Regions from separate parts of the Homo sapiens genome. Here regions 1 and 2 are each linked to region 3. A link is a contact called in ENCODE Hi-C or POLR2A ChIA-PET data. All regions are on one chromosome and are shown on one strand. The core of a region is the stretch at or near the end of the contact, and the rest is flanking DNA. Distances in the headings are between cores, read along the strand shown.

Region 1 (3,333 bases), core at 789-3,288, 1.9 Mb before region 3:
AGGGAGGAAGAGCAGGTAATCAGGCAGAGGAAAAATAAAAAAACCGCGCTCCTTAAGGAATTCTGGAGACTGAACAAGAAAAAGACTAAGAATAAAATCCCAGAAAGAACTCTGAATTGCAGAATACAGATGGTATGGAGATGGGAGAGGACCCAGAACCCCTAGTCAATGTATATAACACATTGTCATCATATTTATTTTCCAGTGATCTACAACCATATTGCTTTTAGGAGGCTTGCCTAGTGGGACCAGATTTTGGGAAACAGCAGTCCACTTCATTGCAGGTACTCAACAAGTGTTTTTTGAATGAATAAATAAATACATAAATAAATAAAGAGAAACAAGCTGAAATACTCCTTTTTCTTACTCTCCACCAGGAGCTGCTTTCCTCTGATGCTCCAACATACATGTATGTTTTTGCTGGTACTGGCTGGAACTGGCAAAGCAACAGTTCATGCCAATCTCTTCTCTTGGCCTGTTCAGGATAAACAATGTTGGGTTCAGATAAAGCTATCTCTACCCAACATTAATTTGTAGCATGTTCAGAGTCTCCTCGAAAGATTTATATATAAAAATGGCTACTGTGGGGCCACTCTACTTACTCCCTCCCATCAGCTTTCTCTTTCTGAATCAGATCCTGCAGGGATAACTCAGAAATTATTAACACCTAGTAGGGGGAGGATAGGTCAGTGTGGTATTCTAGCCAGGGATGAAAGGCAACAAAATTCCTAATTTTCAAACATTTTACCAATGATGGCAACATAGGCGACAATATATCAATCATGATGAGGCTTCCAGGAAGATATTGGAAAGCCTCATGCACCACTCACTTGGTTAGCCACAAATCCAAGCCAGGACCAGGGGCACCCTGGCCCACCAACTGGCTCATCAGAAGACAAGATTCAGGTGGTGGGAGCTCTTAGTGAAAGGAGGAAGGAGGATACAACAGGGCACTCAGCCCCTGCTTCATAAAGGGATTCTCTTTGGACAATAAATGTCCTACACCTTCCTGCAAGTTCATATATATATATACACACACACAGTTCATATATATATATATATAAACACAGTTCATATATATATATATAAACACAGTTCATATATATATATAAACACAGTTCATATATATATATAAACACAGTTCATATATATATATAAACACAGTTCATATATATATATAAACACAGTTCATATATATATATAAACACAGTTCATACACACACACACACACACACACACACACACACACACAGGAATAGTTTAAGAGCTCACCCCCTCTTCTCCTCTTTTTTTTTTTAACCTTTTCTTAAAGGAGTCTACCTCCTTCCTCTTCACCTACTAAATTTTCTACGGAAAATAGAGAAGAGCAGGACTGGAATAACACTACTGCTCCCTCAATACTACAGAAATCTGTATCCTGATGTTCTGTTTAGGGCAAAGGATATGAAATCAGTGAGGCAAAGCAGCCACCTCAGGAATTAGTACTGCAGGTCTTAAATGGGAGAAAATCGTTCAGCCACTTACAAGCTAGGTGATTCGACCTCAAGAGAGTTATTGAAACTCCCCAGACCTCAGTTTCTTGGTTTTGCAAAACGGGGATGAATTTAGTTCCCACCTCACAGGACTGTTGAGGACTGAGAAAATCCACGTAAAGTGCTAAATACAACTGCACAGCAAGAGCTAATTAAATATTAGTATTTAATAGTAGTAGTAGTAAAATTATTGTGTCTGCCTCCCCCAGTCACACCACCAGCAAAACTGGCACAACCCCCACTCCTACCTCGCAGGATATGGGGCCAAGCCATGGCTACACTACACTCTCGCATGCATGAGAGACCCCCAAACACCACAAGAGCTACTGTAGGTTCCCCTACCCCTCACTGGCCAGGGTCCCCCAGGCCACCGCTACGGTCCACACTGACCTGAAATGCCACCTCCGATCACGACTACGTCGAACATGTGGCCCGCGATACTCGCCTTCTCTTGATTCTCCATGCTTTGGCTGACACGCTCCTGGGTCGTAGGCACAGGAGTGGGGACGGCAAAGGGTGGGAAGGACCCTTCTATCAACTCCCCCGGGGAGCCCGGGGGCGGAGCCGATCCTTCTTTTGATACCCGGGGGGAGCCGGGCACTGTGGGCGGGGCGAACCCTTTTGCTGATACTCCGGGAGCGCCCAGGGGCGGAGCTGATGTTTCAGCTGATACCCGGGGGGAGCTGGGCACTGAGAGCGGGGCGGACCCTTGTACTGACACTCGGCGAGAGTTATTAGGTTTAGAATGTCCTTGTGTCGGCAGCTGGAAAGGATTACTGGGTGCAGGAGGTTCTTGTATTGAACCCCGCGGAGTGTCAGGCACTGAGGTGGGGGTAGACGCCTGCCTTGACACTGGGGGGATGTTATGGGGTGCAGGAGGTGCTTGTGGCGACACTGGGGAAATGTTATTGGGTAGAGGTGGTCCTGGTACCAAACCCCAGGGGAAGCTGGACACTGAGGATGCGGCAGACCCTTGTACTGACACTCGGGGGTGTTACTGGGTGTAGGAGGTGCTTGTATTGACACTTGCGAAAGGTCATTGGGTATAGGAGGTCCCCGTACAAATATCCAAGTGTAGTCGGACACTGAGGTCAGGTTGGAATCCGGGGGCAGGGTCGGTCCTTTTACCAAACCCCGTGGGGTGCTGAACCCTGAGGAGAAGGCAGACCCTTGCAATGACTCTACGGGGGAGTTTACGGGCGGGGTAGGTCCTGTTACTAATACCCAGGGAATGCCGGTGTCCTGATTGGAGGCTGTGACGGCCCCATCGGAGGAGTTCGAGCTGGTGGTAGACTTGGGGATCCGACTGCTCGGGTTGTAAGCGCTGAAACCCCGGAGGCCACTCTTGGAGTCGGAGTCAGTACTCTCGCTAAGACCGGTAGTGCTGATTGGGGAGTGTATGCTGGAGCTCCAGGAGGCGGCCTCGGCAGTTGAGGACGTGCTCCACTGGGAACTGGCTAGCGGATCCGAGACGGACCGCCACTCAGAACGGACGCTCCATTCGGACAGGCTGTAGGAGGTGTCGTCCAAGCTGGAGTCCGGGTTCGGGACCTGGGCAGTTGTGCCCCCGGCTTCGGGCGGGCCCTCCGCCTTGCGCTCGGTGCCGGTGCCGGTACTGGTGCGGGTACTGGTGCCGGTGCCGGTACTGGTGCGGGTACTGGTGCCGGTGCCGGTACTGGTGCGGGTACTGGTGCCGGTGCCGGTGCCGCCGGGGAAGGAGGCTGAGGCGTTTGTGCTCATGTTTCTGGAGCACGCTGGGCGCTGGGGGCGGTGTTCTGCTTCCCGCAGCCCTTCTCCACGG
Region 2 (3,414 bases), core at 357-2,856, 1.2 Mb before region 3:
CCCTCAATTGCAAACTGTAAAACTCCCTGTTTGTAAAGGAAATTTTCGTTAATAAACGCATCTGTACCAAGAGGAGAACTACTCTGAAAGAACTTTTTTTAATCACCTGAAGACATATCTGCATACCAAGGCAACTTTTATTCATTATGTATTTCCTCCCTTCACCTTCTCATAATCTGCCCCCACCACTCCTCAGATACTCCAAGTCTCTTGTTCTGAGCTCCTGTACGTTTGGGAGCAGGTACAACTAGTCAGCATCACGTGCAACTAGAATCTCAAATACCAACTTACTCTGGGATATCTGCGATTCAGGTGTTGTTTCTGCATATCTTGAAAAAATTTTCAGTGTTATATTGTCTTTCTGAGCAATAATATTTATATGCTGTAATAAAAAATCCAGTAAAACTCCAAATATGACTTTCTGTTCACTACTAGATATATATATTTAGAGCATTTTAAGAGGTTTCTCTTCTAAAAATGAAAGTGACACTGTGATAACTGTAGGCCTTAGACCTTAGGAGACATTGCAACTTCTATGATTGCTCTCCCTGAATGCTGCAATGAGACTGTCACATAAGGAAGTTTATCTATCCTATTTAAGGATGAGAACCACAGAGCCCCAGCTGATGATTAGAATCAACTGCCAGACATGTGAGTGGGGATCTTGGGCCTTGCAGCCCAACTGATGCTCCAGCTGACAACGGTTGTATGAGTGAGCTCAGGTGAAACTAACAAAGGGATTTCCCTGTAAACTTACACACAACGGTGAGACATAATATTTTGTTGTTATTTAAAATTACTAATTTTAAATAATTTTTCAGGTGTCTCATTATGCAGCAATAGATAAGTGATAGAAGCAGAAATATTACTTGAGGCCGAGCATGGTGGTTTATGCCTGTAATCCCAGCACTTTTGGAGGCTGAGGCAGGAGGATTGCTTGAGCCCAGGAATTCAAGACCAGCTTGGGCAACATAGTGAGACGCAGTCTCTACAAATAATACAAAAAGTAGCTGGGACTGATGGTGTGCACCTGTGGTCCCAGCTACTTGGGAGGCAGAGGCAGGAAGATTGCTTGAGCCCAGGAGGCGGAGGCTGTAGTGAGCCATGATCATGCCACTGTACTCCAGCCGGGGCAACAGAGAGAGATCTTGTCTCTAAAAAAAAAAAAAAAAAAAAAGAAAGAAAAAAGAAAGAAAGAAATACTATTTGCCCAAGTCAGAGTATTATTATTTTCAGCATTTTCGTGACAAGCAGGTACAAGTTGTCCCTGTTCAGCTAAGTCACATGGCTTGGTAGGCAAAATCAGCTGCAATTCTGCAAACATAGTAACTGTGGTATAGTTTTTGTTCAGTGAAGACAAATTACCTATTTTATTATCTAAATTTTAAACCCTTTAATATGCTTTCCCAAAAGTTGTCTGAAAATTTTTTTAAAAATCACGAAAGAAAACTAGTGGAAAGCATGACCTAAAAAATGCAATGATTTTCTCAACCTGAAACCAGAAAAATAGAACATTCAAGTATTGAATGAGACATTTTAGTTCAAACTTTGAGGAAGTGACATTTCAGCATAGAACTGAAAGCAGTGAGGGAGTTTGCTGTGCAGTCATCTGGAAGAAGTGGACCAGGCAGAGGGAATAGGAAGCTCGTGCAAAGGCCCCAGTTCAGGAATGCAGTTGTCACGTTCTTAGTATGATTAACTTTTGATAACTATTTATAGTGAGAACAGTGTAGAATAACACAATTGAAAATAAGCTAAACTTTATGAAATTCTTTATTTTCAACATAAAGCGGGATACAAAGTTGACTAATAGAAAAGCAACTTCTGTCTCACTTTCAATAAAAAAAAACTAAAGGACATTGGCTTTAAGTATTTGCTAGCTCAAAATCTGGTTGTAATCTATGTCTCTACATCATTGCCTGGCTCTAATCTCCACCCTTATGACCAACCCAGGTGTCTGGGAGTCTAGTCCAAGTTTCTTGTTCTGAGCCCCTGTAAGTTTAGAAGCAGGCACAACTAGTAAACATCACATGCCACTGGAATCTGAAATGCCAACTTATTTTGGGTGTTCTGGGATTCAGGGGTTGTTTCTGCATTCCCTGAGAAAAATGCTCAGAGTGTTACATTGTCTTTCTAAAAAATAATATTTGTGTGCTAATAAAAAATCCTCCTGAAGTCTAAATATGACTTCTTGTTCACTACTAGATGTACATTTATGGCATTTTAAGAGGTTTCTCTTCTAATTTTTTTCTCTTCATAAAAAAGTATCAAATTTATTTTAATATGTAGTTTCATTTTAAAATTAGAGCTGTTGGACAATTGTTTGTAACTTAAAATTAATTATCAGAGGTGCATAAAACATTAACCAGTTATTAAATACTGACAGTGGATAAAATTACTGGACCAAGTATTTATAAATGCCAGGTTTAATAGTAAGAAGCTCCAGTTACACTACTTAGCTAAAAGAAACATGCTTTAGGCCAGGCGCGGTGGCTCACACCTATAATCCCAGCACTTTGGGAGGCTGAGGCAGGTGGATCACGAGGTCAAGAGATCGAGACCATCCTGGCCAACATGGTGAAACCCCGCCTCTACAAAAAATACAAAAATTAGCTGGGCATGTTGGCGCATGCCTGTAGTCCCAGCTACTCGGGAGGCTTAGACAGGGGAATCACTTGAACCTGGGAGGCGGAGGTTGCAGTGAGCTGAGATTGTGCCACTGCACTCCAGCCTGGTGACAGATCGATATTCTGTCTCAAAAAAAAAAAAAAAAAGAAAGCATGCTTTAGCTCTTCTAGTAATTGCACATTTTTATTTTTAAATAATTTATTCTTACCCAATTACTACCATGCCCAATGAAATTTTCCAAATTTTAAGACGTTCTTTACTACTTATGAAGTATGACTTAACTGTTAACTCTTTGAGAGTTCTTTGAGAGTTCTTGAAACATCATTTGAAGTCTTAAGTCTCACCTTGAACCTATTCGATCAAAAAATATTGAACATTACTACCACATAAATTAAAACAGAGAATGGGATAAAAAACCGAAAGTGGAATCTATATAAACAGCAAATTATGGGATAGTACATTCTATTTCACAGTGGTACTTAGCATACGAATAAACTGGTTCTTGGCTGAATGCGGTGGCTCACGCCTGTAATCCCAGCACTTTGGGAGGCCAAGGTGGGTGGATCACGAGTTCAGGAGATCGAGACCATCCTGGCTAACACGGTGAAACCCCGTCTCTACTAAAAATACAAAAAAAAAAAAATAGCCGGGCGTGGTGGCAGGCACCTGTGGTCCCAGCTACTCGGGAGGCTGAGGCAGGAAAATGGCGTGACCCTGGGACATGGAGCTTGCAGTAAGCCGAGATCACGCCACTGCACTCCAGCCTGGGTGACAGAGTGAGACTCT
Region 3 (3,238 bases), core at 4-2,503:
TCTAAAAATAAAATAATAATAATAATAATAGTTGATATCTACTTAATCACAAATGGTTTATAAGTTTAAAGCATGCTTAAAAACAGAGACTCACAAAACCAGAATTTTAGATATGGAAAAGATTAGATTAGTAAATTTCAAATTTTAGGTTAGAAAATCCGGTATAAAACTTGTTAAACAAGCAGGTACCCAGGTCCCACCTCTAGACATTCACTTTTGCAGATGTGAGTTCTGACCGGGCAGGTCAAGAGATGATTGACCTTTAAAATGGGGGTAATACAACATAAAGGCTATATCATCATTGTCCCAACACACACAGTAGTTTTGTAGACATCTGCATATATTTGCACATCCATTACTTTGGGATTACACTTAAATTTGAACCTGTCTGTAGCAATTTGCTGAAACATATTTTAAATACAGGTTCAGTTTTGAAGACAGGCTGAGTTGGGTTATCCCCACAAGTTAAATATTTATTTCTAAGTGACACATTTGGGCTTGTCTTTAGTAGTATCTGGTACTTGAGTTAAGCTGTAAATCCTAAATTGGCTGGCCAAGGAATTTTAATTACCTTATTACAGAGCGATTACATATACCACGGGGAGACTTTTACAATAATTAAATATTGATTTAAAACACATCCGACATGATGTGTATCTTTTAAAATAATTTTTTTGTATCTTTTAAATTTTTTATCTTTAATATTTTTACCTTTTATATCTTTAATTTTTTTGTATATTTTAAAATAATATTAGCAGTTTGTGTTTTTGTAGCTCACAAAGGCGATAAACTGAAAGCTCTTTTTTTATTATTATTTTTTTTTGGTCTAGTATTTATGCCTGGGGAAGGGAGTGTTTGTGAAATTTATTTATACTGATAGAGTGGAACTGATTACTACTTACCAGCAAACTTGCTGCTTAAGGGAAAATATGTTTGTCTCATACCAAGCAATAAATATCTGTACTGTAGCATTTTAATCTATTTGAAGATTTGCTCATATTTTCATAGCTAGTCTTATATAATCTATTTTGATTTTTTCTTTTTATGTGTGATGATATAAATTGCTATTTGTTCTTTCAGCAAAGTAAACATCTCTTTTGACTCACAGTATCAAAATGTTTAGTTGATTTTAGTTTTGCAAACTGTGTGTCAGGGATCCCCAAGACCACCCCCAGGCTTGATGATTCACTAAGAAAACTCAAAGGACTCAGCATATAGTCATATTCACAGCTATGATTTATTATAGCTAAAGGATATAAAGAGAAATCAGCAAAAGGAAAAGATACATTAGCTGAAGTCCAGGGGAAACCAGGCACAAGCTTTCAAGGGTCTCCCCAGCAATGAGTTGTGACAACACATGTGAAATGGTGCCAACCAGGGAAGCTTATTAGAGACTCTGCCCTGGGTTTTTATTGGGGGCTGGTCACATAGGCATCTTCCACTTGGCACTTAACCAAATTCCAGACTCCCAGAAAGAAAGCAGGTGTTCAGCCTAAATCACATTGTTAGCACAAACAGTTTAGACACAGTGAGTCAGTCTTTTCAGTCAGGAATGTAGAGGACCGTCCTGAAATCCAAGTTCCCAGATAAACCTCTCAAGGGCCAACCTTAGTAGGCCTTTCAAGCCTTTTATGAGATAGTAGTTTAGGCCTGCTATATTAACTCTTCTGCACAAACTAAAATAGAGATAAATAGAAGAAGGGTTTTAAAAGAGTTGATATAAACTCCTGGATCTGCAAACAAAATATAATTGACTGTAAAGATAATGACAGGGTTTGGAGTTTGGGGTTTTTTTTTTTTTCTTTTTAACTGTAAATACAGTATCATTTTTATATCTGTTAAAAAACATTTAGGTGGTCAGATTTTTGTATAAAACAAATCCTGGATTGGGATGTTACAGTATAGAACAGATTTTAAACTTTGAATGCTATATGAGAAAATAAACTATTCAGATGCTACTGTCTTAGAAATACATTTGAAATTGTCACTCCGATAACTTTTCGTCTATGACAACTAATCTTCAAGCCACTAAAATAATTTTGAATAAATTTGTGTACATATAAAATCTGAAGAAAATTCAGTTAATTTTCTGTTATTTAAAAGAAGTATAGTTTGTTCATTTAAAAATAAAAGTTATTGGCCAGGCACGGTGGCTCACACCTGTAATCCCAGCACTTTGGGAGGCCAAGGCGGGCGGATCACTTGAGGTCAGAAGTTTGAGACTAACCTGGCCAACATGGTGAAACCCTATCACTACTAAAAATACAAAAATTAGCCAGGCGTGGTGGCGGGCGCCTGTAATCCTAGCTACTCGGGAGGCTGAGGCAGGAGAATCACTTGAACCTGGGAGGCAGAGGTTGCAGTGAGCCGAGATCACACCACTGCACTCCAGCCTGGGCAACAAGAGCGAGACTCAGTCTTGAAAAAAAAAAAAATTCTTAGTGTACAACCTTTGCCATATACATAACTTGTAAAAATTTAGAAATTACAGAAAATTTTGACAAAAAATAATGTCTTAATTTTGTTATAAAAATTGTAACAGAAATAAATGTCATTCACAAACATTTTGGACCATTTCCTTCTATTGGAAGCATTTTGCTATACCATTAAATATTTTTTGGATACAATATTTTAATGACTTCATTAAGACATCTAAATGTGTGCATGTGCCATGTTTAATAAATTCCCTATAGTTCAACATTAACATTGTTTTTCCCTATTAGAAATAATTTATAATTAATATCTTGTACATAATTACTTGTTCACGCCCCTTGATTGCTTTGTTTCCTCAGAATACATTTCTGAAAGTAGAATAACTGGGTAAAAGAGTATATGAATACATACAAATACATACATCATACTTAGATTTAACCTTTTTCTCAGTACAATGCCTCACATTTTGAAAAATACATTCACATAAATATACAACTTAAAGAATTATTGTAGAAGTGAACAACCATGTAACTATAACCCAAGTCAAGAAATTTTAAAACTGCCAGTACCTCAACAGCCCCTGAATTCCCCTTTCTCATGATAATCCCCTTCTTCTCTCAGAAATAACTAATCTGGACTTCACTTCTGTGCTTTTTATATCCCTAGCATCAAAATAGGAATTCTCAGAATTCTCAAATAATAAAGTTCACTGTCGTCTGCTAAAATCTATTTTTTTTTTTTTTTTTTGAGACGATGTCTCGCTCTGTCGCCCAGGCTGGAGTGCAATGCTGTATCAGCTCACTGC

What was found. A loop is a pair of places that touch in the nucleus more often than their neighbours do. ChIA-PET counts read pairs that join two places held with the same protein, here RNA polymerase II (POLR2A). Pooled maps may share reads with other maps.
Region 1: a loop to region 3 is called in a pooled map, with 3 times the contacts of the local background. The contact joins the promoter of MAOA here to the enhancer-like site in region 3. A Hi-C loop is called at or near these places in 7 of 50 pooled maps.
Region 2: a loop to region 3 is called in a pooled map, with 2.9 times the contacts of the local background. The contact joins two enhancer-like sites. A Hi-C loop is called at or near these places in 7 of 37 single-sample maps with no recorded cell type and 5 of 50 pooled maps. POLR2A ChIA-PET finds 5 or more read pairs at or near these places in 1 of 52 experiments (naive thymus-derived CD4-positive, alpha-beta T cell).

The regions. Positions count from the first base shown.
Region 1 is chrX:43,655,004-43,658,336 of GRCh38, reverse strand. It overlaps MAOA (monoamine oxidase A), which reads right to left and starts at 2,038. Exons shown (of 15, transcript NM_000240.4): 1 at 1,923-2,038. The coding sequence starts at 1,995. RefSeq lists an enhancer at 3,145-3,204 and a silencer at 3,136-3,333.
Region 2 is chrX:43,001,228-43,004,641 of GRCh38, reverse strand. No RefSeq gene overlaps it. Among named protein-coding and RNA genes, the nearest start is that of PINCR, 170 kb to the left of the region's middle. Within about 2 kb of position 1,606, at least 2 of the 41 ENCODE cell types and tissues checked have a DNase peak (open chromatin) inside an H3K27ac peak, as active enhancers do.
Region 3 is chrX:41,777,431-41,780,668 of GRCh38, reverse strand. All of the region lies in intron 3 of CASK (calcium/calmodulin dependent serine protein kinase), which reads left to right. Among named protein-coding and RNA genes, the nearest start is that of GPR82, 55 kb to the right of the region's middle. Within about 2 kb of position 1,253, at least 5 of the 41 ENCODE cell types and tissues checked have a DNase peak (open chromatin) inside an H3K27ac peak, as active enhancers do.